Regions from separate parts of the Mus musculus genome. Here regions 2, 3 and 4 are each linked to region 1. Evidence: chromatin loops called from intact Hi-C (ENCODE). Cell type or tissue: gastrocnemius. All regions are shown on one strand. Region 1 holds the start of Cacna1c (calcium channel, voltage-dependent, L type, alpha 1C subunit). Region 2 overlaps Cacna1c (calcium channel, voltage-dependent, L type, alpha 1C subunit). Region 3 overlaps Cacna1c (calcium channel, voltage-dependent, L type, alpha 1C subunit). Region 4 overlaps Cacna1c (calcium channel, voltage-dependent, L type, alpha 1C subunit).

Region 1 (8,000 bases):
TTGTGGTAAAATATAAAAAGGTTGACTGCTTCAGTACAAGGATTCCCCCCTTACATAAAAAATTAAAACAGATCCTGGGAGCAAAGACTAGAAAAGCATGTTGCAAAGTAGATGCAAAACACATCCCAGCATGCTCTTTGATGCTGAAACTATTCTTATTTTAGGAAATTAAAAAGTTAATCCCGTAACTTAAGATGGAACATTTAAGCCCTTCCCCCCATTTAATAAGTGTCTCTTTATCTACAACCAACCAGGACTTTTGCCAATTAAAAGAAGAACTTGGTCCATTTTCTAAAAGCATGGTGTATTTTCGAAACAAAGTTTTTTCTTTCCAGGCTGTCTGTCCCTCTGTACAGGGCAGTGGTGACAAGATCTGATGAACTCGACATTGGAAAGGAGAGCATAGCCTTAAGTAGTCTACTTCTATCTGTACGTTGTCTGAGCATCCAAAGATGGGCCCATTTGGCTTTGGACTTGAAGGCAGGCTACCGTGTGTGTGTCTGTGAGAAGGTGACATGTCAGCTGGCCCCATAAGGTAACTCCCAACCCCTGCACACCCCAGGTCCTGATCCCCAAGTTAGAATAACAGTACAGATGGAGCCTTAGCCCCAGCGTCTTACTGATAAGTCACCAACAGTTATACTGACAGTTGTCAAGAGGGCAACTCAATGTCAAAATACCAGACCGATCTTGACTGGTTTGTTTTTGGTTTCTGGTTTTTGGTTTTTGGTTTTATTCACTTCTTCCTTGATTATTAAGGTCTAAGCCAGTCCAACTCAAACTCTTTTGTTTGATCTTATATTTTCATCTTTTAAATTCCAGAGTACCTCGGGCCTCCTGTAACACTTGGGAAATGCTGTCAACATTGTTTCGACGTGTTGTTTTCTTTAACTCGGGTACTCTACCTCTGCAACCCAAGAGAGCTCAGCGCAGAAGGGATGTCCCCAAACAAAAACAGCTTTGAAGCCTTTCCAATGATAGATACCTCCCACCCCCTCTCAACTCTGTTCCTAAAATCTAATGCCTCAACATTAATTGAAGTCAGTACCTAAGCGGAGGCGGGAGACCCAAGAAGAGGGAGAGGTGGAGGGGTTCGTTGCACAAAGCCCAACCAGGAACCCTAAAAGAACATGGGTGCTTATTCTTCCCTCAGAGTGGTCCAGGAAAGGCAGGAAATGGAATACATCCAGCCCAAATGGACCATTAAGGCTCAAATGAAAACAGAAATTTCATGAGGTCCCTTTGCCCATCAAATACTGTGAACCTAGAAAGTAAACTCTGAAAAGACGTCTTATTCATTCCCTGTTTGACAGGCCCTTCTAAGAACATGGATTCAGAAATTCTAACTCCTGTCCCTGTGTGTACACACACACACACACACACACACACACACACACAAGCACACAGCATAAGACCATCTAGCAGTCAAGGAATCATGTAGATTTTTATGGGGTTTTGCAAGGGTAGAAACAGAGAGGCCAAGTTTGCCAGTCACCCCTGCTTTCTTTATCCTCTGTCCAAAGCCATCATAACTATTCTTTCCGTTCTCTGGGGAAGAAGCAGTCTATTTTCAACCTTCATTTGGCTCTCAGATGCCAAGGCCCAAACCTCCCCTCTTGTAGAACCTTAAATCCATTCTTAAGTTAACTCCAAGTCCACAGGTAGAATGTGTGCCCTGTGATCTTCCCCAAGCTCCTGCACACACCATGGCCAGCAGGGCCTCCTGTCTCTTGCTGTCAATATTTTGGGACCCTGACTTTCTAAAGTAGCAGTCTTTTCACAACGGCACACTCTATGAGGTGACCCTCGGGCCCCCAGTCACCCCACTGGGATTCCTCTCCCACATAACGCACATCAGGAACTCTAGAAGAGCCTTGGAATGTCCCCAAAGCCCCATATTCACCAGGACAAGGGGACAGCGCAGAGTCAGAGCCACTCCACTTGTTGCCATGACAAGTGACTACCTCTAAGAGTTTCCAAACTGTGGAAGCGGCTCTGGTCTGCTGAGGCCTCCTGGCCTCATCTACATGGGATCAGCTAAACGCAGACAGGAGCAAACCGCAGCCGAGGGTGAGCAGCCCCACAGATCACCGTGTCCTCCCTGCTTTGCTACATCTGCAAGGGCCCAGCTGAAGCCTGGTCTCTGGAATGGCACTAAGTCTCATTTTCCCCGAGGGCGTCTGTCACTGGTCCTGTCACTACTACTCATTTTATTCAGTACCTAACCTTAAGGAACAGTAAACAAGTGTTTACTAAATTACTTTAATGCTGACAGCCAGGACTCTGAATGTCATTTCATTTAGCAGAATGTTTAGCATGCTGCTAAGTATTTAGCACCCGATATGTTGCTAAACAATTCCCCATGCCTCGCTTTTTGATTCAGTCATGCTATCCTCTATGGTACCTAACATTAACTTAAGCAACAGTGAAGATAGACTCAAAAATCAGAGTAAACTCTGGCTGTCTTGCTAATCAGTCTTCAGCCAGGTTTCCCCAACAGGCCAGGAGCTTTCTTTACTTTATTCTGGAAATAAACTCATCTTCTCCATTCTTCAGGAGACAGCGAGAAAGAGCTGGTGCGGCTGGCTGCTGAGCAGTAATTCCAACACGGCCCAGAGCTGTAACACCAGGCTGCCACAACGACCGTAAAACGAAGGCCGCACCACCAGCCGCTCTCACTCTTTCTTAGCTACGTTCTTCAGTCCTCATGGAACCAGCCATAATGACTCCAAAACTTGGGGCAACAGAGATCAGAAGAAAGCATCAGGAGTTGGAAACTGGCAGTTAGTGGCAGAATGGACTTCAGTGACTTCCTGCCTTGGTCTCTGGGGCCTTCCTGTCACCACCTAGCAGAAGATGGCTGAGGCGGAAATCAATGGGGAAATGTGCCCACAGCTCTTAGTCTTCCCCTTAGCAAGGCTAAGGAAATGCCTTCTTGCTGTGGAGCTGCTGATGGACTTAGCAAGCCCACAGCATCTCCCGGTTATCTCAGATTTGTCTAGCTTGCGGACAGTGGGCCTACTAGTTTTTGAACTAGCCCTTTCAAAGCATGAAGGAATTTAGCTTGTGGCCATCCAAAGGTTTCCTCGAGGCTCTGTGGGGGATGCTGTCTACATCCAGGGTCAACAGAAGTCTGCAGTAAGGACGTGCAAGGTACTCAAACAATCCAAAGGGGCAGATCCATGCAGGGACTCAGGAAGTCCTTCATCCTACAAGGCCTCGGGTGACTAGTGCCATGGAGACATACGGTGGTCTTTAAGGTCCTCTGCACCAGGGTATGAGGGAACAGGTTCTCCATCCTCCCTGGAGCCCATGGCCTGACTCGTAAGCCCTGTAGCGCCACCTACTGGTGGAGGCAGAAGTAAGATGTACTGATGGTTCTAAGAAGTCTGTACCTGCAAGATGATTGTCAATAATACAACCAGACCCCTGCAGTGAGCCATACTTATACTAGGAAGTAGACTCCAAAGATCAGCACGGCATCGAAGCCCTCCATTTGGTGTTCCGGCTGGCTCCTTTAATATACCCTATCCACAGACAAGCCCACCAAAAGCAGTTTGGAGTAGAAGAGGTGATTAAACAAATACTAAATCTTTTCCAAGACTCTAAAAGATAGCTGGGGCAGGGGTACTGGCTTACCACTGTGTTGACAAAGCACTGTTGTTCTTGTGGCATATACTGTAACAGAATGAGTCTCTACTTAATAGGAGATTAATACACATACACACACACACACACACACACACACCATTTTAGGAGAGTGTATAGTCAACATTCCTTTGCATAACACCCGGGGTGAGGTGTATTAAGTCCTATGTGATCTGCTTCCAGAGGCTCCCCTAATTCTCTGGGTGTGCACACGTTTAATCATCATTACATGTGTTCTATGGATTAATCATCATTACATGTGTTCTATGGAAGAAAATAACCAGTGATTCCCTTACAGTGTGTTGGTGGAAAAGCACCCAGCCATTCCCAGGAACAGCATTTGGTATGAAAAAAAAAAGCCTCCTTTCTCCAGCTTCCTCCCTGCAACTTGCAGAGATGGAGAAGCCGATGTCAAGAAGCCTTCTCATAAGCTGCACAGGCTGAGGGGCGGCTCTCGGACCCTTTGAAAAGAGTTAGCTGTGATCATTGTATTATTACCATATTTTAAATGATAATTGCCATCCCCCCCCCCTATGGCTGAATAGTTTAAAGAAAAAGCACACTGTGTTTTCCCCTCCCCTCTGCCTTGTCTCTGGCAGTTAGGGGACATTCTGGGGTTTTTGTGTTAAATGGTTGACTATTAAGAAATTTCACTTGCTAGCTGGAGCCTATACTGGATAATCAACCCAGAAAAGTAGAAGGCTGGAATAGGACCAGAGAGGGTAACAGAAGTGAGGCACAGCTTGCACGAATATAACCTCCAGCCTGAAGCCTGAGAACAGAGCCCTTCCTTCCCTCAGCTTCTAGGCTGTCTCACGGTGCTGGCCTCGGATTTCCACAGTCCGCCCCTCAGCTCACAGGTGCACATACACCACTGAAAATCGGTGAGAAGGAGGTGCATTCGGTTCTTGCAAGCCAGTCAGGAGAGAAGAAAACAGCCACCTGGCAACTTATTTGGTTCTCCACTCTGATTGGTCACTGTTGCTGTTCTGAGGTCATCCCTTGGCTCCTCTTCTCAAAGACCTGCCTTCTGAAACTCTAGCCCCCAACTATGTTTCCTCCGCCACGGAGTTACTAAGCCAGCCACTTCTTGTAAATATTCACACTCCTCCAGGTCTGTCCTTCCCACCTCTGCCACCTTCCCCAACCCTCCCTCAAAAGAAGCCTAGCCAATCAAGAGCAAGAAGGTGGGAGGCAGAGGGGGACAAGGACCCTGGCGCTCTTTTACCTAAGAACCGCATCTAGGGATGGAGGCGAAAGTGCTCCTGTGAATTATGTAACCACTGCAGCTCTGAGGGAGAGGACCATCCAGGTTCTAGAGTGTCTGCTGGCTCTCTGCTGGAAAGGTATAGAGTTCCTGGCCACCGCTGCCTCCTCTTCCCCCTACATCGTTCTCCAGAACCTGTAGGGCTATTGCTCCTGCATTGAATGCCTGCTCCCTGCAAGGGGCTTAGGGATGCCATCGAGAAGCAAAGTAGCAAGAGAAAAGAAGCAGAGTAAGAAAGTAAGCTAAGAAGGGCTTTACCCTACACTACTAGGAGACCATGCCAACTATGGGCATACCTGTTTTACAAAGATGTCTTGCCCTGGGTAGTGACAGATGGGACAATACTGCTGGGTTCTCCTCTGCCAACTTGCTTAGACTGAGGGCATGGGCAGAACCTGAAAAAGCTAGCCCACCCCCACTCTACAAAAATATCACCCTTTCCTCTATGTCTCATCTCTCCTCCTCCTGAACCAACCATAACTCCATCAGCTAGGAAAGGGATTTGAGGACAGAGGCAGGATAAGGGCAGGTAATCCAGGCTGCCCGTATGGCATAAAAAGACCTAGTACCCATGACCCTGGACAAGTCTTTCTTCTTAAGGAGGACAAAATCCCAATGCTGCCACCCAAGACAGAAAGCAGAAAGCCAGCTGCTTCCAGATGAAAGAAGACCAGCTGTAAAGCCAGCTCCCCGGCAGCCTTAATCTGCAAAGGCAATAGCCCTTTCCCCAAATGGTGACAAAAGGGTAAAAGGAAGAAGGGGCTGGGTACCAGTATCAGGCCTGGAGATTACTTCCACAAGGCAAGGCTCTGGAGAGTCACTAAGAAGTACCCTGGCAAGGCAAGGAAAGACACAATGTGGAAGAGCAACGGTAGCTGCTGAAGGCGAAAGAGAAAGGGAACAGTCAAGCAACGGGGCAGAGAGCCCGTAGAAAGGGCATCTTGGGACTGCAAGACACTTCAGCTTGATCACCTTAACCACTAAGCAATGTCAAAAATAATAACTTGTCGATGGGGACTGGGGAGGAGAGGGAGAAAGTTTCCAAGAAGTGGGGAGCTACCCGAAAGCCATTCACCATTAGAGGGGAGCTGATGACACTTGATGCCCAGGATGGAGATGCTTAGAGAACACTAAGTATGGAGCCTCAGAGCTAGTCACACCCTTTCATGATTCCCTGAAAACATGGAAAAGCAAAGCCCACACATCACTGAGGCTTCTAACCGCTTTCCATCCTCAGGTGCGAGTCCACACTGGGGTGCTAACAGTAACACACCCGGCACCCGGCGTGGGCTCGCTCGGGGTCAATGGCAGTGGAGAGGTGGGCGGTGTTGAGAAGCCGAAGAGCCTGAGAGCCTGGAGAGAGGAGGCGCGCTGAGACGCACAGCTGCAGCCCCCGCCCCCACCCCCACCCGCGACCCGGAGCGCACTGCCCGAGGAAGTGGCGTCGGGAAGAGTGGACGTGGGGCAGCCTGGGGGGCCACCGGCGCGGGGCTGGTCTCCGTAGGGGTGCGCGCGAGAGCGCGCGTTCCCTGCCGCGCCCCAGCAAAGCAAGGGACCCCGAAGCAGCGGCTCCTCGGCTCGCCGTGGCCAGACTGGCCGGCCGGCTTTCGAGGCAAAGGCGAGAAATGCAGGCAGCGCCGACACTTGGGGAACTTTCCCCCTCGCTCGGGATTTCATGGGAACCACATGCTCCGAAGAAGCCCGGCCGCGGAGGGGGAGGGGCGGGAATTTTCCGCTCCGGCTCGCACGGCGGCTCGGCCGGCTCCCGCGGGCTCCCGCGCGCGGGGTTGGCGCCCCTCGCGAGGCACGCGGCGAGGGCCGCTCCACCGGGACCCGCCGTGGGCAGCGCGGGCGAGCCCGGCGAGGCGCTGGGGTCCCGCTTACCTTGGTGGTTTTCCTCTGGAACGTACATCCTCGTGTTTTCATTGACCATTGGCCAAAAACTGCTTGGAAAGGAGAAGCCACAAAGAGGAAGAAATGCAGCAACAGCCGCGAGCGGCTCGGGATGGATCCCTCCTCCGAGGCCGGCGGCTCTCGCGCAAATCCAGGAACCCGTGGATCCGCAGTGGTTCTTGCTCCCTTCGGGTGATTACCTGATCCCCATTATTGCACCAAACACCAAAAACTGCTGCTTTCCACTACCGCCTCCTTTCGTGAGATTGTAATGCATCCTCAGTACATCCGGGCCCCTTCCAAGAATTTAGCACCGCACCTCTGGCGGCTACACCATTTGAAAATAAAAATGATAAGAATAATAAATGGAGAGGCAGAGCGAGAAGAGGCGCAAAGGCGAGGCGAGGGAAAGCGGCGGGCCCGCGGCGCCGGGTGGACCCCGAGCCGCCAGGGGGCCCGAGGCGTCTCCGGCCCGCCCAGGGCGATCGCCGCGAGGCCCCGACCCGCGATCTTCGGCGACGGCAGCCGCGAACACCTGAGGGCGAGCCCGCGGGAAGCGTCGCCGCCGCCGCCGCCACTGCCGCCGCCGCTCCGGGCCGCGCCGCGCCGAGCGCCGTTCTGGCAGGGAGCTGTTTCTGCAGAGGCAGCGAGAGGGAGACACCGGGCGCGAGAGCGCGGCGCGGCCTCCCTCCTCCCTCCAGCCCCGCCGCGCCCGCGCCCGCCCCTGCCCGCGCCCGCCCGCCCGCCCGCCCGCCCGGCGCGCCGGAGCAGACGAGCTGAACGCTTCCAGATGTGGCGGCGGCGCGCGGCGGGGACCGGAGCCCGAGTGGAGCGGCGCCGCCACGCGAGAACCCCCTGGCTTCGCGACGGCGGGGAACGAGCCCAGGAGCGGACACACCTCCGAGAGCCCGGCTGCAAGACCTCCACCCTCCCGAGGCCCCGCGGCCACCGCGCGTCCCTGGGGGGGTGGGGGGGGGCGCCACGCTAGCAAGGCCTGGGAGGGGAATCCCGGCAACACGAACTACAATGTGCCCAACTCCCGGCCCCTTTCACATCGACCGGACGAAACAGCAAAATGAGCCGTGATTCTGTTGATCGATTACAATCAGAGCGGTTGTAGAAGTGACACACACAGGCAAGGATGGGCAGATGGGCGGGGAGAGAGAGAGCCCAAGAGGCGGAGCCTTGTGGG
Region 2 (8,000 bases), 460 kb before region 1:
TCTAGAAGCAATACATGCAGAAGGAACAGAAAGAGGGAAAGCTTCTTGGGCTGGCCAAGGCTCTTTCTGCTCACCATCTATCTGGTTACTATTCTTGAGATGCTCTTAGAGCAGTCAGGCAGGCAGTGTTGACACTGTGACAGTGTGCAGGTTGTCGTGGCTTAATCTTATTATACTCAAGTTCATATAGATTGCACACTGCAGAGGTCTTAGGAAACAACTGTTCAAGGAGAGGAGATGTGGTCTTCCCTGGGCTAGAAGCTGTGGAGAAGAGTGCTGGACTTCCGGGGCAGGGGGCCTCCATCTTTGATATAGAGAGAAAGATTACTGCAGGAGAGGTTGTAGGTCTACACCATTGCAGAATTCTGGATTCTGTTTCTCCTCTGCCCCAACCAGAAGCCTCCTCTATCAGGACAGGCACAAACCTCACAACAGATGGTGGTAACACGGGAAGCCACAAATCCCTCTGTGTATACTTCCATTAGTATGCCAATGTTATGATACTTATTCATAGAAAATTAGGCCCTCCCTACTATTTGTTGTGTTCTATGTTCCTTCCTGCCCACCTTCATCATCTTATATGGGTCCAGCAAAGCCAAGCAAAGAAATAAGGAGGAAGCCAAGACCTTCCTGGTACCTGATGTGGAAGGTGATATACCTTCTGCCTATTCCAGGGGCACAAAAGCACACCCAGGAAAGCTATGGGAGATCTGAGCTGAGGCTAGATGTGAGATGCTGACAGAGAGATAAGTTAAAAACAAAACATGGGCAAGGGAAGACTTGGCCCCATGGGATGTGAATGGCAAACACATTCAGGAGTCACTGCAATAATGTGAAAAACAAGAGCTGGGCATGGTAGTGGTCAAAGAGGTCACTTAAGGCTGATGGGAAACAGGGGACTGTGCAGCATGGGGAGACATAGAAGACATGGGTGGTAGCAGGATTGGGGAGTCACAGAACACATGGCTGGTAGGAGACAGGGATACTGAGAACAAGGAAATGATAAAAAAAAGACAGAGAGAAAAAGAGAGGGAAAAGAAAGAGGAAGAGGAGGAGAGAGAAGTTGGGTGTGGGGCTGAATGTGAGGTACTCAAGGTTGGGTTCTAGGACTCTGGGATGACCACAGAACCACGACAGGTGAAAGAACACCAGTCAACATGAGACCAGAGGGAGTGGCCAAACCCTCCTTGCAAAGCAGGGTCTAACATGAGAGGGAGAAACATGGTCTATACCCAACCTGGGGTCCCCAAACAGAGTCGAGGTTCTTAGCTTCGGGGGAGGAAGTGTTTGGGGAGAGCTGGACAGAGCAGGTTGTGAGGTGGTGTGGAGGGACAGGCATAATGGAAGGCTGAGCCTTGTTCTTAGAACCACTCGCTTTTCTGGGTCCTGGGATGTGGAACTGAGAGGCGGGAAACTAGATAAACTGGGAAGAGGTGCCGAATCCAGCCAGAAACAGCAGTGGCAACAGTAAAAGCCTCAGTGTGTCTGTGAAGGGCTGATCTTATGGAATATCATGGAATCCACGGTTAACTGACACCAAGCAGAGATAATATAAATCGTATTACATCAGGGTGCCACTTAGATATAACTAATCATGGAGATTAGCGGCGTCTAATGGAGAAGGCATAACCAAGCACGCAGCTGCTCATGATCTACAGCCTGCAAGGCAGCGAGGACTTCTGTGTTTCCATCAGGCTCATCCTGTGCTGTGCTAATTCAGAAGCTTTGGACAGCTTCCTGCAGCAAACGCCGGTCACTGTAGGACAGCTGGCAAGAGCAGGCCAGGGTCGCGTCCTTGCTTTGAGGAGGCACTGGCTGGGATAGTGATAGGGTACTCCGAGGATGGTCAGAGGAGCACGTAGACCTGGGAATGTGTGCTTTTCATAGACACCTGTCCTGGAGTTCCATTGGAAAAATTTCTAAGGCATCGATATATTTATCTCATCACACATGATCTGAGCCACCAAGCACCTAGAACTGTGCGAGGATGGAGTCCACAGACCTGAAACTAATCCCCAAAGCTCGTGGTCCGCTCACTAGAGCACATGGAATTTGGGGCTATGGGTTAAGTTCCTTTCAGGGGACTCAGGAGCTTGTCCCCCTCTGCCTTAGCTGTGCCAGGGTAGACTAGAGGAGCACATTATTGCTTTTCCCTACCCATGCTAGAATAAATGAACAGATTTATGCAAAAAGACATGATTGGAGTGCTGAAGGCTGTATCCCTGGAGCCAGCCATGGCAAAGAGCTTCAGGTTCAAGCACACATTGCACTATAGTCTATGAGTGAGAGGCTTTGGCAGCAATGCCAGTGGGTACTGGAAGAGCAGGCTGCCCTTTTTGAGTGGGAAAGAGCTTAGTCTTGCTGCAGATCTCTAAACAGTGTGATAGCCCAGGCTCTAGGGAAGCCTTCACAACCCAGGCAAGACATGCTCCTTCCGGCTTAGCATCTTTCTTTCATCAGCTCGCCCCATGTGTGCCTGACTGCAAAGCCATGATGCTATGAAGACCATTAGATCCAGCCACCAGCACCGCCTTTGTAATAAGACACAAACATAATGGTGGGCTGCTTTCGCTTTCAGAGATGAGGCTTGAGAGCCGAGAGCAAGCGTTTTAACCTCTCAGTGCCTCAGCTCACTCACATAGGACACGGCAATAGCAACTGCGTGTGCCTCTGTGGGAATATGAAGTCTGTGCAGTGTCAGGTACTGCAAGGTCTGCATCTGAGGGAGTGCTTGATGCCCACTGTGGCTGCCATGACTGCCTCCTCTCATGATGGCTCCTGCTTCACGGAAGGCCCCTCCTGCGGAGGAGGGCCACTGCTTTGCCTGGGTTGAGTTCCTGCCTCAACACCCTCTGGGTTTGGGAATCCCTCTTCTCATGCCTTCAGTTTCTTTTCCAGTGGCAGGATCAGAGACAGGGAACCACAGTGTACCTTCCCACTGGGCTTTTACACAGTGTGAATACGTTTCCACATTAAATAATTAAGTGTAATAGCTAATACTTCCCTTCCCACACTAAGGCTTTATGTAAGTCATATAATTATTTTTTTATCATTCACGGTAAAAGCACCATGCAGGAAAGAAACCTGTCACAACGTTGCAACAATATGCAAATCTCTGGGTACAAGCGCTGTGGCGAGGAGGCCCCTCCTGAGGAGCTCGTTTGTGCCTGTCTGCTGGGCACTGTGCACGTCAGGTGTCCGTGGGCACACCACAAATAAACAATAATCAGGGGAATGCCTTCTTACCAATCAGCTGCTAAAAAGCAAGCCGGGGCTGGCTGCACACCCACAGGCCACTGGGCTCTCCTAATGAGGCCAGAGGAGCAGAAGGGGCTGTGGCATGTCCTAGTCTCTCTCCCTCCTCTTTTCCGTTTCTATTTCTTTAAGTGACATGTGTGGTGAGTCTGTGGTCCCATGGGTTTCACTGACAGTGAAAGACACTGATTCTTAGTAGCTAAGGTAAACAGATTTCAACTAAATCCAGTTAAGAGGCTCTATGAAGTTCCACCCTGCTCTTTATTCCACTGGTCGGCCTCCAGGGGGCACTGCGGAACTGGGTAGAGCTACAGAGTGGGTCCTGGTGACCAAGCCAGCTTTGCAGATTTAGGGATACCACATATCCTGCTGTGTGGGGCAGCTGTGTCTTAAGTGTGATGTAACCACATGTCTTCTGAGAAACACGTATGTAGGTACCGTGTACAAATAAAACTGGCCTGCTGTAACTTTGGCTTTTAGTCCAAGGTCCTGTACCTTTGCTCTTCTGTTGTCTTCAACTTCTGTGGGTCTTTTACTATACACACCCTTTACATTATGGCTAAGAAATCCTCATTTTCAACATTTTATGCTGAATGTCTTGGAATTAAAATAATAGAATATGAATTACAGAATATTTATCATGACATATAAACTGTAAGTCTAGAAAGGGTTTAAGACCACTCATCTAAAAAAGAGGCTAATTCAAGTTTTAAAAGAAAACGTTTTACTTACTCCTGAAGTCGTTTAGACTAAATTGTCTGGGTCGAGATGACTATGAGGAAATATAGTCCTCTGAACCACTCACTACTCACAGAGGGGACTAATAAGGGGACTTGAACATCTAGCGTCCCCTCCTGTTTCTCAGGACAAGCAGTGCATGCTCCGGGTCTCTGTTCCCTCTCCCTTACTTCTCTGTAGCTGCATCCCTCACACAGCCCTTTAGCCTGAGACATCGTGCTCTGTCTTGGTCTCTTGTTTTGGCCATGCCAGCTGTTAGCCTCCAGATGTCCTCCCCCCAGTTCCTTCTCCCCAGTGCCCCACCTGTTAGCTTACCATGCACATCCTCTCTGGGAAGACGAGAGTCCAGAGCAGCTCTCCTGGAGCATCTACTTAGGAAGGCCACATGTAGTGCAGACTACGAAAACAGAGCTCCTGTCCACACTGCCTGTTCAAGACTTTAATAGCTTTTAAAACCCAATCCATCTCTGCAGCCCCTTCAGGCTGGCCTCTCCCCACTCTCCTCAAAGTCAATGAACTGTTGTACTGGCTCAGTCCCTGAGGGGCAAGTCAGGGAGCTTGGAGCCACCTTTCATTCCTTCTCTTTGTCCTTTTGACTGATTCATCATCGAATATGTCCGCACGATGCTGACGTTACTCTAGACTGCTGAGTTCCCAGGAGGCTCTGGTAGACAACGTTTTCTCTCCTACACTAGGCTACTCCTTACTAAGCAACCAATACTCGGATCCCTAAGTCCCCTACTCGGTGCCCCAGGGACTTTCTAGAAGACAATGACTCTAGCCATGGAGGGTAGAGTGAGTTTCAGGACTAGCAGTCCTACTAAGAACCTGTGGAAGCAGTGGTGAAAAGTCTCCCATTAGGGACACTCATGCCATCCTAGACCTACTGTGCTGCAGCCCTGGGTTCATCAACTCATTAACTCAAGACTATTATTGTTTTGAGTTGTTCTTGCCAAACCTGTCAATAGCAAATTCAAGGCACACTATGTCCTGGTACGCAGTCCTGTTGCTAAGACTGGAATATCTGTGGCTACACTGCCCTTCACTAGACCCTGTGCTGCCCTCCATAGTCAAGCCAGAGCTGCCCACACGGGCGAAACCTTGAACCTGAAGGTTCATCCTAACAGCCCCTGGTCTGCTGTGTAGATCCCTGTCTTCTGCTTTTTTTTTTTCTGGAGTAGGGTCCCTTTGGAATTTTAATTGGGATTGTCTTGAATCTATATATGATGTTGCAGGGAAGTAGTGTCTCAGCAATGAGTTTTCCAGCTTGGGAACACATCCCTTGTGTTATTAATTTTTGTTTAATCATTGATATAAAATTTTAGTTTTCTTTTTGCTATATTTTTATACACTGGACTTTTTTCAGTGTTTATCATACAAATTATCTTAATTTTCTGTAATTATTGACATTTCAGGTTATGATAGGAATATAATCTAATTAAAAAACTATTTAACCACTCCAAACAAACCTTTCCACAACTTGCACTGCATACGCATGCAGAATTAATTATCATGCAAGTGTCTTTTGCCTAATTTCCCTACATCTAAGGACAGAACTCCTTTGGCATCCTGTGAGGGGTTCAAGTCACCAACCCTTTTCCTTGGATCATCCCTGCATTCCCCAAGCTGCTCTGGGAGGCAGAGAGTCTTTAAGTTTGTGTATACTAACACCTCATATTTTTTATAGGTTTTTTTTTATGAACATAGTATGGTTTTATGGAGTTAAGCAGCTGGATTCAGGGCAGAGGTTTTCTTGAGTAAATTCATTTTACATAGAGTAGTGAGGAAAACAGACATGAATGAGAAAAGATCACCAGCATCAATCACTGTAGAGAAAACGGAAGAAAGAAGCGGGGTCTATAGATCAACCCATCAACCAATCAGATATGAAGAGGATATGGCATAGAAAATCAAATCAGGGACAGCTCCAGAGGACATAGTCTGAACTATGAGTAATGCCAATTGCTGTGGTTTGGATGTTAAGTGTCCATCAAAGGACCATGTGTTAAAAGCTTGGTCCCCAGGGTGGTGCTATTGGAGGAGGAGGGTGGAATTTCCAAAAATAAAGCCTATTGAAAGGAGGAGAGAGAAGGAGAGAGGGAGAGAGGAGGGAGGGAGGGAGGAGGGAGGGAGGGAAGAAAGGAGGGGGAAGAGGAATGAGAAGGGGAGGGAAGAGAAAGTAGATCACTGAAGGCCTACTCTCTGAGAATTGTAGGATTCCAGCCTGCTCCGTTGCTGACTCCTGGTTACAGATGCAAGTGTGTTGCTCCTACACACAATCCTGCCACCATCTACCACTCTCTCTGGAAGCACTGATGAGAGCATTCTACACTCAAGCCTCCAAAGCTATGTTGCAAGCAAGTTGCTCTAGGCACGTTATAGTTATAATGCCAGGCTGACTAACACATCCGCCTTCTCCGTTCTTGCTGACTGCCCTTTCACAGGGAACTCACTCACACCACACAGTCAGGGAAGGTAGAAGTCCAGAAGCCATTAGTCTTTCAGGTCTGATAGAAGCCATTCATGCCATGGTTCTTGGGCAAACTCGAGTTAGGTATTTCTACCAGAGTGATGAGGATTTCTGATTGGTATGCTGCCTGAAAATTCAAGGCCACATTTTCCAGCTTGTTTATCAGTGAAGAATACAGTTAATGAGGGTGTAGGCGACCAGGCTCCACTTTATCCTCTCCTCAGTTAACTAGTCAACTGTCTCTGGTCACCCACACTAATAGTCTTCACTCCTCTATTGCTGGGGTTCCTTTTGAGGAATTCACAGAAGAGATCTCCTTGCCATTATCTCGCTGTGTGAGATGGCTCTCTTCTGTACCCAGGAAAAATCACTCATATTTCACCCTGTCTTCTCAGGACAGAAAAACAGTCATTGATGACAGTAGGAAACCTAATTGGTTATGTCTTAGAAAATGGTTTGTTCCTTCATTGGTAGGATACATCATATATGTGTTTCAGGTCAATGTCAATCTCGTGGGCTTCCCAGAGCAGGTGACTTGATGCACTGTGTATGCTAGAGACTGCAGGCTCTGGAGATTGCCTATGATACCAGGGACATACCAGACTCCACTGTGGGATAACTGAAAGTGAAGACAGCTCCCTAGAGGTTGAGAACTGAGGCTGAGGCCCAGCGGTCCCGCTCTCCTGGCCTGGCTCAGGATGCTATGCGTGATGCTTCTGTGTTCTCAAGCATGGAACCTGGACTAGGACAACACGTGGGTGGCAATGCTTGTGGGTCCCATAGAGGACAGCCACAACCACTTGGTCTTCTCCAGGCCAGGGCACAATTTATCCCCTAATGGTTTGACCTTGGAAATGTATATGATAAAGAGCATATTTCCTTCTTGGAGGTAGGGACACGCAATTATTATCACCATACCAAATGAGATTGATTTATTGGGAGTTTTCAAAAAGTACGAAAGACCCCAAGGTGTCCTGTGTTGCAAGGAAGACTCAGCGTTTGTGAGTCTGTATGTACCACCTTCAAGTGCTTCAAAGGTTGTCTCTACTCTTTCTGAGAAGTACCCAGTAGAGTCCTTTCCATGGAAGCACCCGTGTGAACAGGTCCATGTGACAGAGAACATAACAGCTCCCTCTGACTGTGGGTATGTCACTTCCTTCTTCCCTACAGCAGGGATGCTAACAGCCCAGGAGGAATCCTACAACCAGTTAATCCTGGGTCAAGTCAAACAAACAGAATATAGTTGGAGACCTGTCGTTTTGCCTCTTGCTGTTCTATGGTGTATCTGGTCAAGCTGGTGAAGGAGGAGGAGGAGGAGGAAAAGAGGCTTGGAAAATGGGTTAATGTTTCAAGTCTCTAAGGGTGATCCTCCAACCTTTCACTACTCTCTAGGAAGTGTTAGGGTAGCTACAGTTGGTGTTACAGCTGCCCTCTGAAGGAGGCCTCAGTCCCAGCCAGTGAATGCCAGAGATTCTGGCCTGTCTATGGAGGTCAGGGACAATACACATCACTTCTACTAGCCTGCTCCAGTGTTACA
Region 3 (8,000 bases), 110 kb before region 1:
TATTATTATTATTATTATTATTATTATTATTATTATTACTATTATTATTATTGGAGTTTGGTAGCTCATATTGGCTTAGCTTGACTCTGTCACCCACTCATGTTAGGTGTCTTAAATGGGAGGCACACAGGGTAAGGATAATACTATTTCCTTTTTAGAGTAGATGATCTGATGGAAAATGGGCATTTGCATTTTTAAGCTGGAATACAACTATGCAGGTACGGCGGATGGGCAGGAGGGGAGCGCGTGATCACGGAAGCCTTGGGAAATAATGAGTTAAGGAGAGGAACATCGCTGCAGAGGCAGCTCTAGCCTGCTTCTCACCCCAAGCGAGTTCTTCCGCTGGTCCTGTGCTCAGCAGGGGTGTTGAGCAGCGGTATCCCCTCTAAAAAAGTGACTCTGTCCTCACTGTATCCGAATGAGGCTCCTTCATGGGGCAAAGGAGAGCCTCACACCTCCATCACGGCAGAGTGAGGCTCAAGGAGAACCAGCTCTCTTCTTTTAATGAACTCGAGGCAACTGATTTGGTGTCACCTGAGCGGGATACGTTGCATAGTCCTCAGAGATTGTCCTAGTTAGCTTTCCATTGCTATGACAAAACAACTTCACTCAACAACTTAAAGGGGCTAAGTTTTATTGGGCCTCATGGCTTCAGAACCTATGCTCAGTTGGGTCTGTGGTGAAGCTGGACAGCGTGGCAGAAGCTACATTCCAGTACCAGGGAAGCAGAGAAATGTGGAGAGGCCAGGCATCCCGTAGCTTCCAAAGATATACCTTACCTTCCTCCCACTCAGCCTGACACACTCTTGAGCCACGCCCTCAAAACATGAGCCTGAGTTTCATTTCATATCCAAACCATGACAGCTACTTACATTTGATAGTTACAAATAAAACATCAAACATTATAGGGCCTGTGAATCTCATAGAATCTAGGCTAGAAACTGAGCATCCAGTGTCTAAAATAGGGTTTCTTTCTCCCTCCTTCTCTGAAAACGGGGATAACTGGGACAGATAAGATTTAATCCATCCAATGAATCCATTTGTGCAACAGGCTCAACAGGTATGAACAAGCTTCTCATGGTCCTCTGAAACCCTTAAAAACTGAAAACAAAACAGCTAGACTGGGCCCAACATATGATACTGTAAAATCAAAATGAATGTTTAACTCAGTAACTACACTGTGTCCATTAGGAAAAAACGTAGCTCAACTCAATGAGTTATTGATCGGTGTCAAAGATTATGTTGAAAGACCAAACTGAGTGATTTGATCTTAGCAAAGCTCATTCATCTAAAAAGTACAACAATGCCTTGTAATTTCAGTATAGCAAACATATTCTCTTTAATGTGGGCTGTGGATACATTGTAATGCATCTGGTGTGTTATAGTGTGTAAGATACCAGATATCAGGGCTTTAGGCTTTTACAGGCCTAAAACAACCAGGGGAGATGGCAGGATCTACAGGTGGACCTCATGCCCATTAGAAGTTGGTTGGGATTGTGTGTGTGTGTGTGTGTGTGTGTGTGTGTGTGTACGTGGAAAGACTTCCTTGCAAGCCCATGTTCTTTTGATATCCATTTTCTCCGACAGGCATTCTTCTCTGACCTGAACCAGGCTAAAAAGAGCAGCAGCCCCAAACTGTTATGGTTCTTCTACCAGAGCCGAGGTTCTCTAGATACAACATCTATGGGGCCACAGACTTGATTGACTCTGAGATCAGAATAACATGCAAGGGCCCTGGAGCCTCCTCTATTTCAAGTATGGAGTTCAGTGACCTGCGTAAAGGGAAGGCATTACTGTGTCTCGCCCTCTAAAGCAGAGGAATGAACCCCACCCATCATATCTCTGCCTACCAGGGTTTGGCCTTCCCCATTCTCTACAGTATTGCCAGGCTTGGCCCTTCCCTATCCTCTGGCTTATGGGGAATGATCCATGCACTGAAAAATTTAAGCCTCACACTCCCTTATGAGAACTGTCCTTTCACCTTGTGAGAAGACCATGTCGGAACTCCCAGGAAGGTATAGATATGGTCCTGGTTCAGACAGCCAGGGAAGGGGAAGGTCCTGTCGGCTCCCTCGGTCCCTTGCTGCCTTGCCACTCTAAGTATGGCTCATCGGTGTGCTTGACTCCTCTGACCCAAGGGAAGCGGCTGCCATGGAGAAGGTGGCTTTCTCAGGGCGAAGAACAGGGTCGATGTGTTGGACTGGAACTTTGTTACATTGGGCTGTGTCTAAGTCCCACCATCTAGACACTGCACAGCAATCCTAAATGATCATGGAACCTCTCACGACCACTAGTTTCTCATCTACAGAGAACAATATGCATTTATAGAAAGATGGCAACATGACTGCAAACGCCACCTGAGAAAGGTGTTTACCAACATCTTGGGAAACAACAAACAGATACTCAGCATAGATTAGAAGTGTACCAAGAAGCCGGGTGTGGTGGCACACGCCTTTAATCTCAGCACTCGGGAGGCAGAGGCAGGTGGATTTCTGAGTTCGAGGCCAGCCTGGTCTACAAAGTGAGTTCCAGGACAGCCAGGGCTATAGAGAAACCCTGTCTCGAAAAACCAAAAAAAAAAAAAAAAAAAAAAAAAAAAAAAAGAAGCGTACCAAGAGTTTGTGTGCATAGGTATGCTGGCAACAGTCAAAGCACAGAGCAGTGCCCAAAGCTAACATGGATACTACCAAGAAGAGACTAGAGAAGTGTGGAAATGTGCTTAACCTACCAGCACTGGGCTCACAGATGTGATTGCAAAGTCCTAGCTCAGAGCCCTCAGAACCAATGTGACCTACTCTGAGCCTCAGCTTCCTGTTCATGAAGTGAGGCTAATGAAAGCCCCATCCTAGGACTGTCAGGGGATTAAAGGTCATGCTTATCAGAGCCTTGGCATGAAGCCTGGCATACAGCTATACACAAAGGAATCATAGTGCTAATCTAAATCTGAACTACGTTCAGACTATGGAAATCTGTAAGTACCGAATCCCCAGCAGAAGTAAGAACAAATTAGGATCCGAACATTCACAGGCAGCACGTATGTTACGTAGGCTCGTGGGCTCCCTGCCTCCTCTTCCGCCATCTTCCCTCCCTGCTCTTCTCTCTGGCCACCTAGTTTCCTGTTCCTTCTCTCCTGTCCATCGGTCTATCACCGTCACCTAGATCCCTGTTTGTTTCTTCTCTCGGACTCTGTCCCAGCCCCAGCATCTCTCTTTCTTTAGATTCTCATTTCTAGGATCCTGGAGGGCTCTCTTCTTCTCTTCATTTATTTACAATAAAAAATGTAGGAGTTGTTGGTATAGCCCAGTGGGAGAGTATCTGTCTAACGTATACAAGGATTTTGATTTGCCATCAGATAGATAGATAGATAGATAGATAGATAGATAGATAGATAGACAGATAGATAGATAGATATGCAAAATCTTCTGGGTAGAGGCCATTACGAGCACTCCAGGGCACCCTCTCCAACAGAGGCAACGTTCTATGGCTGGTTGTCACTCCTGAATCCCCTTTGCCCATTAACCAGCTCTCCTCTTGCCCCACCCTCATCTAACTGCCCTGGCCAGGACACAGGAACAACCTTTCCTTCTAGTCTATGAGGTGGCTGAGACGGTGACTAGAGGGCTCAGAGAAAAGTAAGCAAGGCTACATGCTCTGCACACTCTAGAAATAGAAACCTCAATTGTGACCATCACATTCTAACAAGTCCCTAACTGGGCAGCGGTCTCATCAGAAGGTAAGGCCTTGAGAGGAGCTCACTAGAAACCAGAGACACAGCAGGAGCAGCTGTTGACATGAATGTGCTCACTGCTCCCTGAGAGCAGGGTCAAGGCAAGTTGCTTAGAATGGAAGCCAGACTATGTTCAGGAAACAACTGGTAGCCTGTCACCTCCATCAGCCCACAGGCATTTGTGGACACTCCTCTCATTAAGGCCAGAGTTTCCAGTGCTGCCAGAAGTCAGGCTAGTTCCCAAGGAGTGAGCTGGAAACCAACCAGACCAAGATCATAGACCCAAGAGAAGCAGAGCACTTCTGGGGTCACAAATAGGGTTTGTGGTAGTGCCCTGGTTAGCTGTGACAAAAAATGGCTTCAGCTGCAAAAACAGATTTCCTTGAATTCTGGAGGCTCAAGGTCTGACTCGAGACGAGTCAGCACCGGCTACTTCTAACGCTGAGGCTTTTTTCTCTCCTTGGCTTTTCAAGGGGTCTCTCTCTCTCTCTGCATCCTACCATGGTCTCTCTTCTCATTCCCCTGTCTTAGTCTCTTCTTCTCATAGAGACGTTCATCACATTGCATTAGAGCCAACCCTATCAACCTCACTGCAACTTAATTTCCTTTTAAAAATCTGTCCCCCAAATACTGCCACATTCTGAGTATCTGAGTCCAAGGTGTGAATCTGGGGAGACAGAACTCACCCGTGGAGCCGCACATGGTCACGCACAAGTGAGCTTCAGGGGTTCAGCCAGGCTCTGTTACATGAGGAAAAGGGGGACTGGAGGGGAGAAGAGAGGAGGTACAACAGGCCAGAAGGAGGAGCCCCATCATGCTGTGGGATCCCCTGTCCTAGCTCTGTCCTGTCTGCCGCACATTCACACAAGGAGTAATTTGGACTATAACCAATAAGGTGTCAGTGACAAAACCAGAGGACTCAAGTGACAGGAAACTTGGAAGGTGGCTGAGATGGTGACATTTGAATTTACTGCTTGGCAAGACATAATGGATGGCCTACAGTTTTGTTGAGTTCTAAGTACGGGCTGGCCCAGGAGAAATGAGTCACTGGTCCTGAAAGCCCAAGGCTTCTGCTGGTGTCAGGCTCCCTAAGGAAGTTTGCTCAGAACCTCTCTCTTGAAGACTTTCACCTCAGCTAAGAAGCAGATAACCCGAGAAAAGAGACATTCAGTTCTTTGAGTCACTTAGAGCCTAATAGTAATGAATCCTCTGGGGAATAAAGGACAAAGAGGACTGAAGACACAGTGCTTCTGACAGCAACAGCTTAAATACAAGAGTCTCTGCGTGCCTCGCCAAGTCACTTTATCCTCCTGTCTTCCATGAGAGCAGGATTTTAGCTTTGCTTCCACTGGGCTATCAGAGTCCACAACCATGCCTGGTACTCGGGAGATCAGCAGGAAATGCTACATAAATTAACCAACATGTAGAAAGGCACTCAAGGCAAGCACTGACTCTTCCATACTGTAGATGTAATAGAGACAAACTACAGTCTCAGGGCAGTGTAGTCTACACTTAACTCTGGTTACAAACAGCAAAGCAACCCACACCCTTGTGTCTTAACCCAAGATAAATTTACACATGCATGCTAAGGAGCAGCCATTCACAGCGATCAGAAATAGCTGGAAATCTCTGTGCCCTTGTCAGTGGGCCATCAAAAGCTTGGTTTAAAAAAGGGTGGGGTTGTCTCTCACTCATGGTGAGTATTTGGGGAGACATACTAAGAATAAAGACAAAAGACAAAAACTTCCAGATCTCCCAGCTCGAGACCTGCTGAAGAACCAGCTTTCTCAGTTACAAACACGGAGCTGATACAGCTGCCTGATATACACAGACACACACACACACACAGACACACACACAGACTCACACACAGACACAGATGCAAACAGACAGACACACACACACAGACACAGACAGACAGACAGACAGACAGACAGATACACACACACACACACACACACACACACACACACACACACACACACACACACACACACACACCTGAAAAATCCTTCAAAGCAGCTACATCCGCTCTGGCATTTGAGTGCTAGGAAATCAAGAGCAGCTGGCAGTGGGGGACCAAGTGGGGAGGACATTCCTTTCAGATAAGGAATGAGCCAATTAGAAAAATTAGAAAAGCTCTCAAAGCAGGCAGGGGCTGGATCTGCCTTTCTGCCTCCCTTTCACTAGGACAGTATTCGTCCACAGCTTTAACACTCACCAGAAGCAGGCTGAGGCACTTTCCATGTCAACTCTTCTCACAGCCTACAACTAAGCATTCTAAGAATTTCTGAGGACAAGTGCTGACAGACCTCTATTTCCCTAGCTGCTTGCTAGAGTCCCCACCCAGGGATGCCATGAAGAAAGGGCCACATCACTTCATTGCCTAGACTCACAAGAACAAATGGAAATTTGGAGGACTCTATAAAAACGCATTCACACATGGGGCAGGAGCTCTTTCTACATTGGGAGTCCCTTACTTACAGTGGTTTGAGTCAGGAATCGTAATGTAATTTTTAAAAGGTTTATTTTGTTTTTAATTAAGTACATATATGGGGAGGGGATGTCTGCATCCAAGTGAAGGTGCATGAAAGCTGGATGTCCGATCCCCTGGAGTTAGAGATGGAGAGGATTTGCGGGGCGCTCAATGCCTCTGTCCTCTGCAAAGTTAGCATCCTTAACCCACAGCTAGCTCTCTGGCCCTGAATTCTTAAACTTTATGATACAAAAACAATCTGTATTTAGAAGAAAACACACTTCAAACTTTTAATTGCAATCTTTTCTAGGTTAGTAAAATCCTCAAGATGTTGGTTAATATTACCATGTGACCTTCTGCTGCCAGCCCCAAGACCAGAAAGAGGAATAACCAACAGTGGGCGGGCAGAGCGGTGGGGAGCAGCCTGGTCAGCTAGGTGTACCAAATGCATTTCAACAGAGATAGTCAATGTCAAATGTCAAGGATTTCAGCATCGAAAGCCCACATGTTAGAGAACACCTAGATAATTTCAACATGCCTCCCAACCCGGCTTCAGAGTAGATCACATGCACAGCTTATCTAGTTCTATGCAGACCCTCGCCATAACCTACCAACACGTGGGACTTTGCAGTTTGGAAGCTGGGAAGCAGATCCTGGTGACTGGACATCAGCCTGAGACCAAGTCTTTAGGAACTTCTGATATAGAGACTCATGGACCCCAGGGGAAGAATCTTTGTGTTCCTCTAAAGTCAGGAAGAGAAGAAAGCTTTGTTTTGTTTCCTTCCATTAATTCATTTAACCTGATTCTCATAGACACATGAAGGACTATTTCCCCACTTAGCACTTAACCAGTATGGAGTGGAAGCTGGTCTGAGGGCTTGGGAGCTTACAGGCCTATGGTAGGATGAACCAGGAGTACCTGATTCCCAAGTCTATCCTTGAAAAGAGGTACCATAACACTCTACCCTACTAGGGCTTATGGTTTCTAGTAAGTGGTCTCCTAAGCTTCCACAGGGATTCATATGTCTTAGTCACAAGGCTCTTTGTATTGTGCTATCAATGCATCCTAATGTCCTCCTGTTACCTTAGAGTCGGATACAGGAATCAGCCCCTGGTATATTCTGTTGCATAGTGGTGTCTGGACAAAGGCCTTCTGGACAAGGCAGAGAAGCAAAGAGCTGAGCTGGCCACCGCCCCTTTAGAAGCTTCAGTGGGCCAGCCATTTCCCCAGAATGAACTCCAGTTTCGTGACCTTGGTCATAGTAGACACCGTTGACATCGCCATGCCTCGCCAATATGCCAAAATTGTAAAATCTCAGGAAATACAAGCCAATTTCAAGTTGAGGTGACATAGGAGGGGAATTCCCAGGAAGAAGAAAGACTTTGAAAAGACATGGGGAAGGACCCAGCGGAAGAAACAAGGCAGAGAGCCCAGGACAGGACCTAACAGCATGGAAAGGGTGATGACCAGATCTGCTCAGCGCTACCTCACTAGCTCACATGACCTCAAGTGGGGAGCTTCTCATTGGGTGGTATTATTAAATAATACTATGTGGCTTCAAGGCAGGTAGCCCCATTTCTTTTCTTTTTTCACACAGAAACTACCACATCATCTGGCCAATTTCCTCCTGCTATTCAATTTTCCTTTCTGATATTGCAGGCAGCCATCTAGTCTTTGCTTGAATGCTTTCAGGGGTGGGAAAACACGTGGTCTCTTTATATGATCCATTTCTGAACAGCCCATCACTGGACTAACATGTAACTTATATGGGCCAATTCTCCATCAACAATAACTCA
Region 4 (8,000 bases), 95 kb before region 1:
TGGTCAGAAGAGCATGGCCCTGTCCTTAGCACTGACTCTGGGCTGAGTTTACACCATATGTAAGGGTTTATACGGTCTATAGGTCTATTTAAGAAGAACAGTTGCCAGCCTATGTCCAGAGAGTTTCTAATTCCCTTCTCTTCTCAAAAGCAACTGGCTCTTGCAGCTGACCACCAAAATTGCGGTCCAACTGAAATTCTTGCCAGTTCATGTAGCAAGCAACTTTTCTTTAACGAGTGACTGGGAATCCTAGCCTAAGACAGTATTTATGAATGGGAGAATCTGTTTTCCTGGTTACATCTTTGCTTTGTGTCCTCAGAACCTGCAGCTCAAGGAGACACTCCAGTCATCCCTTGACCTCCATGCCTCTCATGTGTGCCTCAGTTTCATGAAGAACTCAGAGGAAGTATCTAGAAGAATGCCAGGAAGGACCAGAAATAATGACAGGGAAAGACAGGAAGGAAAGCTTACAATATTTCTTTGAGGCAAACTATCCTTGAATTAGATTTGGTTTAATGCTTTCCTTTTAGAAATCTCTCTTCTCTTAAGAATGAGTGTGTCTCTGGTTGCATTGGTTCCATACGCAAACCCAGAAAGGAGATGAAAACAAGAGAGGACGATTCATTGACAGGAGAACGAGGCTTGTAGCAGGCCCTGCTGGCTGCTAAACTTCAGAAAATTGTAAGTAGACTGTAACAGGGCAGGAGTTCCAAGCAAAGCTAAATCGTCACCAGTGAAAAGGCTCTCTGGATGCTGAGACGGCTGCTAAAACGAAAAGGTGTTCTATGAGCTCAGATGTCAAGGAGAAAGCATACAGCTTATCTGTGCCTTACGACATCCGGGACATGACAGGTAAGGTACGCTTACCTGGTTTAATCACGACCTGGTGTGGATAAACGATTCAGCCTGTGACAAACACCACTTAACCCTGAGATCACGAGAAGCTCACTCTGGACTGAACGAGTTAGGAGTTGCATAAACACGTAAATACATAAAGGAGTAGGGACAAGCGGTAGAAGCATCACCCTCACCCACTCACCACTCTCCCGAGCGAGAGGGATTCCATCCTGGGATTTTGTGTCCAGCCATGCTCAGCAGTGCCCAGAACATAATGTCTAGGATCTTTATGGATGGAGTCAAAGAGGGAAACGGGCCCAGCTTCTGGGCACCTCACACGCAAGTCAATCACCTCCAATCCCCTTGCCAGGTACTCCAAGACAAGGATGGAAACTCGACTCATTTCTGCCCTCACCCGCCTATACCCCCTTCCTCAAGCAGCTGGAAGAATCCTTTAAAAACTTGATAAGTCTTGCACAAGTCTCATTCAGGCAATCATGGCTGAGCTGGTGTAAGTTCACCAGTGCACCTGTCATTGTGTCCAGAAGCAAATATTTCAGTCCTGTTCTCCGGATCTTATACCCTTTCCGTCCCTTTTTCCATACCAGTCTCTGAGCTCCCACCTGAGAAGCTATTGACAACCAATGGCTACTGGGAGAGACAAAGTCAGTTCTTTATGGGTGTGGCCAGTGGTGATGATAGGGTGACCACACCCCAGTGGGTGGCCACATACCCATTAGCAGACAGGCAGCACCAAAAAGAGAACTGGAGTTAGGAGTGGGGGGGGGGGGATCTGGGAAATAGAGGTGGGTCCAGGAGGAGTTAAGGAGATGGATGAGTGATCAACATTATCAAAATGCATTGTATGAATGTATGAAACTCCCAAGTAATTAACTAAGATGTTACATTAAAATAAGATTTAAAAAAATATTAAATCATCGCTCCACTTAAAATCCTCCAGTGGTTCTCCAGTGTGTGTGTGTGTGTGTGTGTGTGTGTGTTTTATGGTTTTAGAGCTTTATTGCAGAAAGGCAGGGTAAAAAAGAGAAGGTAGAAAGAGGGAGAGAGGCCGACCATGGCCACATGGAGAGAGATGGGAAAGGGAGAGAGAGAAGGAGGGCTAGAGATGAGAGTCTCTTCATTTTGTTAAGGGAAGAAATCGAAGTCCTTACAATGACGTGTAAGCCACACATGATTACATCCATCTCCACCTCTCCGGCCACAGCTTTCCTAATGTCAACTTGGCTCACCTCGTATCAGCCAGGCTAGCCCCTAGCAGAGCCTCCATGAGACCCCACCACCACTCCAAGCATCCCCCAAGGCATGCATGCTCCCACTCCAATCTCCGCACTAGGAGTTTCACTTCTGCTTCAGGCATTGGCTCCTTGGATTGTCCCTGGCCCATTCCAAACTTCCAGCTGGAATCCCCCTGCGACAACCCCTACACCACTTGCTTTCCATGCTTTTCTTCATAACCTTTGTCACCTTCTCGCTCAGCTGTAAGCTCACTTGTCTGTCTCCCATCTTCCCCCACTAGAACTCAAGTTTCAGGGAAGCAGCAGATCTGTGTCATTTTGTTGACTGCTGAGCCGCTGGGATTTAGAACAATGCCCAGCATACAGCCAGAACTCAATAAATAAAATCCTTCCTCCTTTACCAGGAGGCCAACCCTTTGCTCTTGAAACTGATAAACAATGGGGAGGCATTTGCCCTGCATTGTCTGTCAAATGACGGATGGGTGAATTCTTTATAGCAAACTCAGCTATCAGACAGTGAGAGGGGTAAGAAAGTCAAAAGGCACCGAGGAAACTATGGGCCTGGATGACAGTCCTCTGCAGATGCAAGCAGGAAGGAAAGAGTACCAGGCACTCCCTTCTACATACAGCACACTGTATGCATATATATACACGCAATCCTGGAATCCACCCTGGTGGAAGAGTGCTGGCTAGTAGAATACAGCCCAAACCACAGCGCCCCACCCCATCCCTCAGAACACTGGAGCCTGAACGGATCTTCTTGCAGCAGAAAACATGGACACAAAGTAACAAACTAAAGAACAAAATGAAGAAGTAACCAACCAAATCAAAACGTGGGCAATTCTAACCAATTGCTTCAAGGAACAAATGAAATTCTCAGTAGGAGGTGTGGAAGATTGCAGATCCGGAGGGATCTCAAGGCAAACAACCAGACATCACATGCATGCTTTCTTAGGGTCCTGGGCTAAATCAACTATCAAAACGTGTTTGAGAGCAGAGGTGTGCCTCAATGAAAGTATGTGTGGTGTATGTACATGCACGAGCATGCACATACGTGGAGGGTGGGGGAGGATTCTAAACTCTTCATAGAAATTTAAATACAGCCCCAGCTCCTACGGACATTCCCGGGAACCTCTGGCCACGTTGGACAGAGAAGGAGATCCAGTCAGGGCAGATCCTCACATCCCCCTCTGTCATCCAAACCTCACTCGTAGCTCTGTAGCAGGCAATCACCTGCTGCAGTTCCTGCCTCCTCCCTGTCCGAATCTCCAGCAGAGCACACAGGTACTCTCCAGTCTTACTCCAGTGCATCCTGTTATCCCAGCCCCAGACTCCAGCAGGCATTCCCTGGGTCCCAGCCAGCCAAGCCTTCCAGAGAAGTAAGTAGGCCACAGTGCAGGTAGGCCGGCAGAGCAGGTGGGGTCAGACCCCGACTCTTCCCTCCTCTCCTCCAAATCCAGGCCCTCAGCCTCATTCCCAGCTTGGTAGTAGACTCCATGTCTTAGGCTCTCCTCGGGTTCGGTCTCCATTTCCAAGAAACACATTGATCCTGATGGAACACCCTGCTTTCCTCCCTCCTATGAACCCACTCAGACCCTCCAGCCCACCACCATTAATAAGTGTCAGCTACCAACCCCTAGAAACACATTTTACCCAGAAACCCAAGTAGCCAAACCTAGCAGGGTTCCAGAAGAATTCCCTAGCAGGCCACACACATCCATTATACCCTCCTAAGATCAGAGACAGCAACCGAAACCAAGGAACAGAACACACCCAACACAGACAAAGCCAGGCATCAGCACCTAGAATTACAATTACCCCAAGCCAAGATACCTAGCTAGGTGCCAGCACAGAATCACAATCATTCACAGCCAGGACAATCTATGTCTACTAGAATCCAGCAGCACTGCTACACCAGGCCCTGAGAAGTGAGAGCTAGCCGAAGCACAAAACAAGTCCCCTAAAGTAGCCTTTATGAAGACGACATAGGTCCTTAAAGAGGAAATTAATAAACCCCTTAAAGAAATCTGCAGAAACATAAACAACTGAAGGAAATTAAGAAAATACCTCCAGACCTGAAGGGGGAAATAAACTCAGTAAAGAAAATCCAAACAGAACGAAATCTGGAAATGAAAAATTTGGAATTGGAACAGGAGTCACAGGCCAAGCCTCACCAATCGAACACAAGACGGGGAAGAGGGAATATCAGGCACTGAAGACATTATAGGGGAAAAAAGATACATTGGTCAAAAAAAAATGTTAAATCTTTAAAAAAAAATCCTAGCACAAACATGTAAGAAATTTGAAACACTATGAGAAGACCAGATCTGCAAAATATTAGAAATAGAGAAAGGAGAAGAAACCCAAGTAAAAGGCACAAAAAATTTCAACAAAATCATAAAGGAAAATTTCTCTAACCCAAAGAAGGGAGGAGATTCCTATTAAGGTACAAGAAGCATAGAGAACTCCAAATAGACTGGACCAGAAAAGAAATTCCCCTCAGCACATAATAATCAGAACACTAAATGTACAGAACAAAGAGAGAATATTAAAACTGCAAGGGGAGAAGGCCAAGAAACATATGAAGGGAGACCTAGTAGGATAACACACGGCTTCTCAGTGAGACTATAAAAGCCAGATGTTCTACAAATTCCCAGAGACCGTAAACGCCAGCCCACATTACTCTATCCTGAGAGACTTTCAATCACAATAAATGGAGGAGGGGAAGGACATTCCATGGTAAAATAAAGTTTAAACACTATATATCTACAAATCCAGCTGTACATAAGGTCCTAGAAGGAAAACTTCAACCTGAAAAAGTTAACTACAGCCAAGAAAAATCTCAAACCTGTGAACCAGTGACTTAGAAGAGGAGAAGAGCCGGGCAGTGGTGGCGCACACCTTTAATCCCAGCGCTTGGGAGGCAGAGGCAGGCAGATTTCTGAGTTCGAGGCCAGCCTGGTCTACAGAGTGAGTTCCAGGACAGCCAGGGCTATACAGAGAAACCCTGTCTTGAAAAACAAAACACACACACAAACAAAAAAACAAAAAGAAGAGGGGAAGAAACATAGACACACACAGACACACAGAGGAGAGAGAGAGAGAGAGAAAGAGAGAGAGAGAATTAATAATAGCAGGAGTCAACAAACAGCGCTTATCAGTAATTCTCATTATCAATGCTCTTACTCCCCAATAAAAAGACACAGACTAAAAGAATGGATATGAGAACAGGATACATCCTTCTGCTACATCCAAGAAACACACCTTAACTTCAAGAATAGACACCACCTAGGGAAAAAAAAGATAAATAAGAAATACCCCAAGCAAATGGATCTAAGAAGCAAGCTGGTATAGCCTTTTTAATAACTAAACTTCAAACCAAAACTAATCAAGAGATGGAGAGAGGACACTATGAACATGTCAAAGAAAAAATCCACCAAGGACATGTTTCAATTCTTTTATTTTAATTTTTATTATTATGTGCAATATGTTAATGGGCTTTGTCCTGCATCAATGTCTATGTGAGGGTGACAGATCCACAAGAACTTAAGTTACAGACACTTGGAAGCTATCATGTGGGTGCTGGGAATTGAACCCTGGTCCTTAAAAAGAAGAGCCATTTCTCTTAACCACTGAGCCATCTCTCCAGCCCCCTCATATTTCAATTCTTAACACCTATGCCACAACCACAAGGGCATCCAAGTTTGTAAAAGAAACACTCCTACAGCTTACACACATGTTGGCCCTCACACAGTGACAATAGGAGACACCATACCCAACTCTCATCAATGAATAGGTCATCTACTCTCATCAATGAATAAATCATTCAGCCAAAAAATACTGAACATTGCAAACATTTACAGAAAAACAAAAAACATTTACAGAACACTGCATCCAAACACAAAAGAATATACCTTCTTCCCAGCAGCCAATGGAACTCTTTACAAAATTGACCACACACACACACACACACACACACACACACACACACACACACAAAGCAAGTCTCAATCGATACAAGACAATTGAAATAACTCCCTGCATGCCACCAGACCACCACAGAGCAAAGTGAGATATCAAGGATAACAGGAAGAACAGAAAGCTTAACAAACTCATGGAATCTGAACAACTGGTGAAAACTGGATCATGACAGAATTTAAGAAAGAAATTAAAGACTTTCTAGAATGAATGAAAATGGATACAAAACATACCCAAACTTATGGGACCGAATAGAGTTGGTTAGACAAGGCAAGTTCACAGCACTAAGTAGTTACATTAAAAAAAAAATTAGAGGGCTGGAGAAGTGGCCCAATGGCTAAGAGCACTGACTGCTCTTCCAGAGGTCTTGAGTTCAATTCCCAGCAACCACATGGTGGCTCACAGCCATCTGTGATGGGATCTGATGCCCTCTACTGGTGTGTCTAAAGAGAGCAACAGTGTGCTCACATACATAAATAAATAAATAAATAAATAAATAAATAAATAAATAAATAAATAAATAAATCTCATAATAACTAGCAATTTAACAACCCACCTGATAATAACTAGCAATTTAACAACCCACCTGAAACAAAAGACACTGAAAAGCAGATGGTAAGAAATAATTAAACTTGGAAAAATCAATAAAACAGAAAATACAAAGAATCAAAGAAAATCAAAGAAATCGAAGAGATGGTCCTTGGAGAAAGTCAGTAAGAATGACAAATCCTTATCCAAATTAACGAGAAGGTAGAGAGAGAAGGTCCGACATGACCCAAATACTCATGTTTTACTACAAGAATGTAGCAATAAAATAACTCCTAATGACATTCTTCTATACTCAGAGATCCATGCCTTCAGCAGCAGCAACAGCAGTCATCCTCCTGTGGTAGATGAGAACAAATACAGAGACCACAGCCAGACATCATGCAGAGACTGAGAGACGTTGGAACACTCAGCCCTATATGGGATGTCCCCCATCAAATCCCTTCCCTCCGGGCTCAGGGAACCCCTCAGAAGGAGACAGAAATAGTCTAAGCGCCAGAGGGAACAGAGGAACACCAGGTCTTCTAAATCAACAGGATCTATGCACGTACGTGCTCACTCATAGACAGCGCAGCATGCACGGGCCCTGAACGGGTCTGCATCAGATGGGGCCCAGGAGCTGAAAGGAGAAGTGGACACATGACCCCACCCCTAACCCAGAGCTGTCTCTAACTGATATCCACTGATAAGAGTTTAGTTTCTGCCAACATGCTCCCATCAGGAAATACACTACTCTTTTTTTTTTAACTTTTTTTATTAGGTATTTTCTTCATTTACATTTCCAATGCTATCCCAAAAGTTCCCCATACCCTCCCCGCAACTCCCCTACCCACCCACTCCCACTTCTTGGCCCTGGTGTTCCCCTGTACTGAGGCATATAAAGTTTGAAAGACCAATGGGCCTCTCTTTCCAATGATGGCCAACTAGGCCATCTTCTGACACAAGTGCAGCTAGAGATATGAGGTCCAGGGGGGTGGGGTGGGGGGAGCCTCGTTAGCGCAGTAGGTAGCGTGTCAGTCTCATAAACTACTCTTAAGGGTAGCTGCCTGCCTACGAGTAAATGCCCATCAGAAATGTCCTCACAGCCATCTTTGGAGGTTCCTTGTCTCACAGTGTTGTATAAGGGATTGTTTTTTAAATCTTTTTTTTCCTGTTTTTAATCCTCCAGGCCCTTAGTGTATATATCACAGCATCCAGTGTTGTGCTTCTATAGGATTCCTGAGTATTCAAACGAGCGGTCCTCTGTGTCTATATCTGTTTCATGTGCTTTTTCTTGGGCTCTTTCCTGCTATTTGTTTTGTCCTATTCTGGCGTGTTTGTTTTTATTTTATCTTATTATATTTTATTTTATTATTATTCCTTAGGAACCTGTTTGTTTTCTAG

Evidence for each region. A loop is a pair of places that touch in the nucleus more often than their neighbours do. Peaks named below come from ENCODE experiments on the same cell type or tissue, not always from the same donor. Only the 100,000 strongest peaks of a DNase experiment are listed, where the experiment ranks them.
Region 2: it touches region 1 in a loop (7-fold over the local background); 31 of 42 quality-filtered maps call a loop at or near these places.
Region 3: a loop joins it to region 1, with 2.8 times the contacts of the local background. A loop is called at or near these places in 4 of 42 quality-filtered maps.
Region 4: it touches region 1 in a loop (2.0-fold over the local background); 2 of 42 quality-filtered maps call a loop at or near these places.

What each region holds. Positions count from the first base shown.
Region 1 is chr6:119,101,128-119,109,127 of GRCm38, forward strand. Cacna1c (calcium channel, voltage-dependent, L type, alpha 1C subunit) reads right to left here and starts at 7,368. Exons shown (of 47, transcript NM_001159534.2): 1 at 6,800-7,368. The coding sequence starts at 6,848. In gastrocnemius, CTCF peaks have their summits at 3,348 (motif pointing left) and 7,429; DNase peaks (open chromatin) are centred at 3,335, 4,664, 6,589, 6,896 and 2 more places; H3K4me3 peaks cover 3,732 bases; H3K27ac peaks cover 4,180 bases.
Region 2 is chr6:118,643,309-118,651,308 of GRCm38, forward strand. The region is part of intron 29 of Cacna1c (calcium channel, voltage-dependent, L type, alpha 1C subunit); the gene reads right to left. Among named protein-coding and RNA genes, the nearest start is that of Gm38887, 51 kb to the left of the region's middle. In gastrocnemius, a CTCF peak has its summit at 3,534 (motif pointing right); DNase peaks (open chromatin) are centred at 1,749, 3,276 and 3,558.
Region 3 is chr6:118,995,763-119,003,762 of GRCm38, forward strand. All of the region lies in intron 3 of Cacna1c (calcium channel, voltage-dependent, L type, alpha 1C subunit), which reads right to left. Gm50599 (a long non-coding RNA gene) reads right to left here. Exons shown (of 2, transcript XR_001785462.2): 2 at 1-6,946. Among named protein-coding and RNA genes, the nearest start is that of Gm50599, 15 kb to the right of the region's middle. In gastrocnemius, a CTCF peak has its summit at 4,509 (motif pointing right); no DNase peak of the experiment used is centred here; H3K27ac peaks cover 1,811 bases.
Region 4 is chr6:119,006,319-119,014,318 of GRCm38, forward strand. The region is part of intron 3 of Cacna1c (calcium channel, voltage-dependent, L type, alpha 1C subunit); the gene reads right to left. Gm50599 (a long non-coding RNA gene) reads right to left here. Exons shown (of 2, transcript XR_001785462.2): 1 at 1-8,000. Among named protein-coding and RNA genes, the nearest start is that of Gm50599, 4.4 kb to the right of the region's middle. In gastrocnemius, no CTCF peak of the experiment used is centred here; a DNase peak (open chromatin) is centred at 3,459.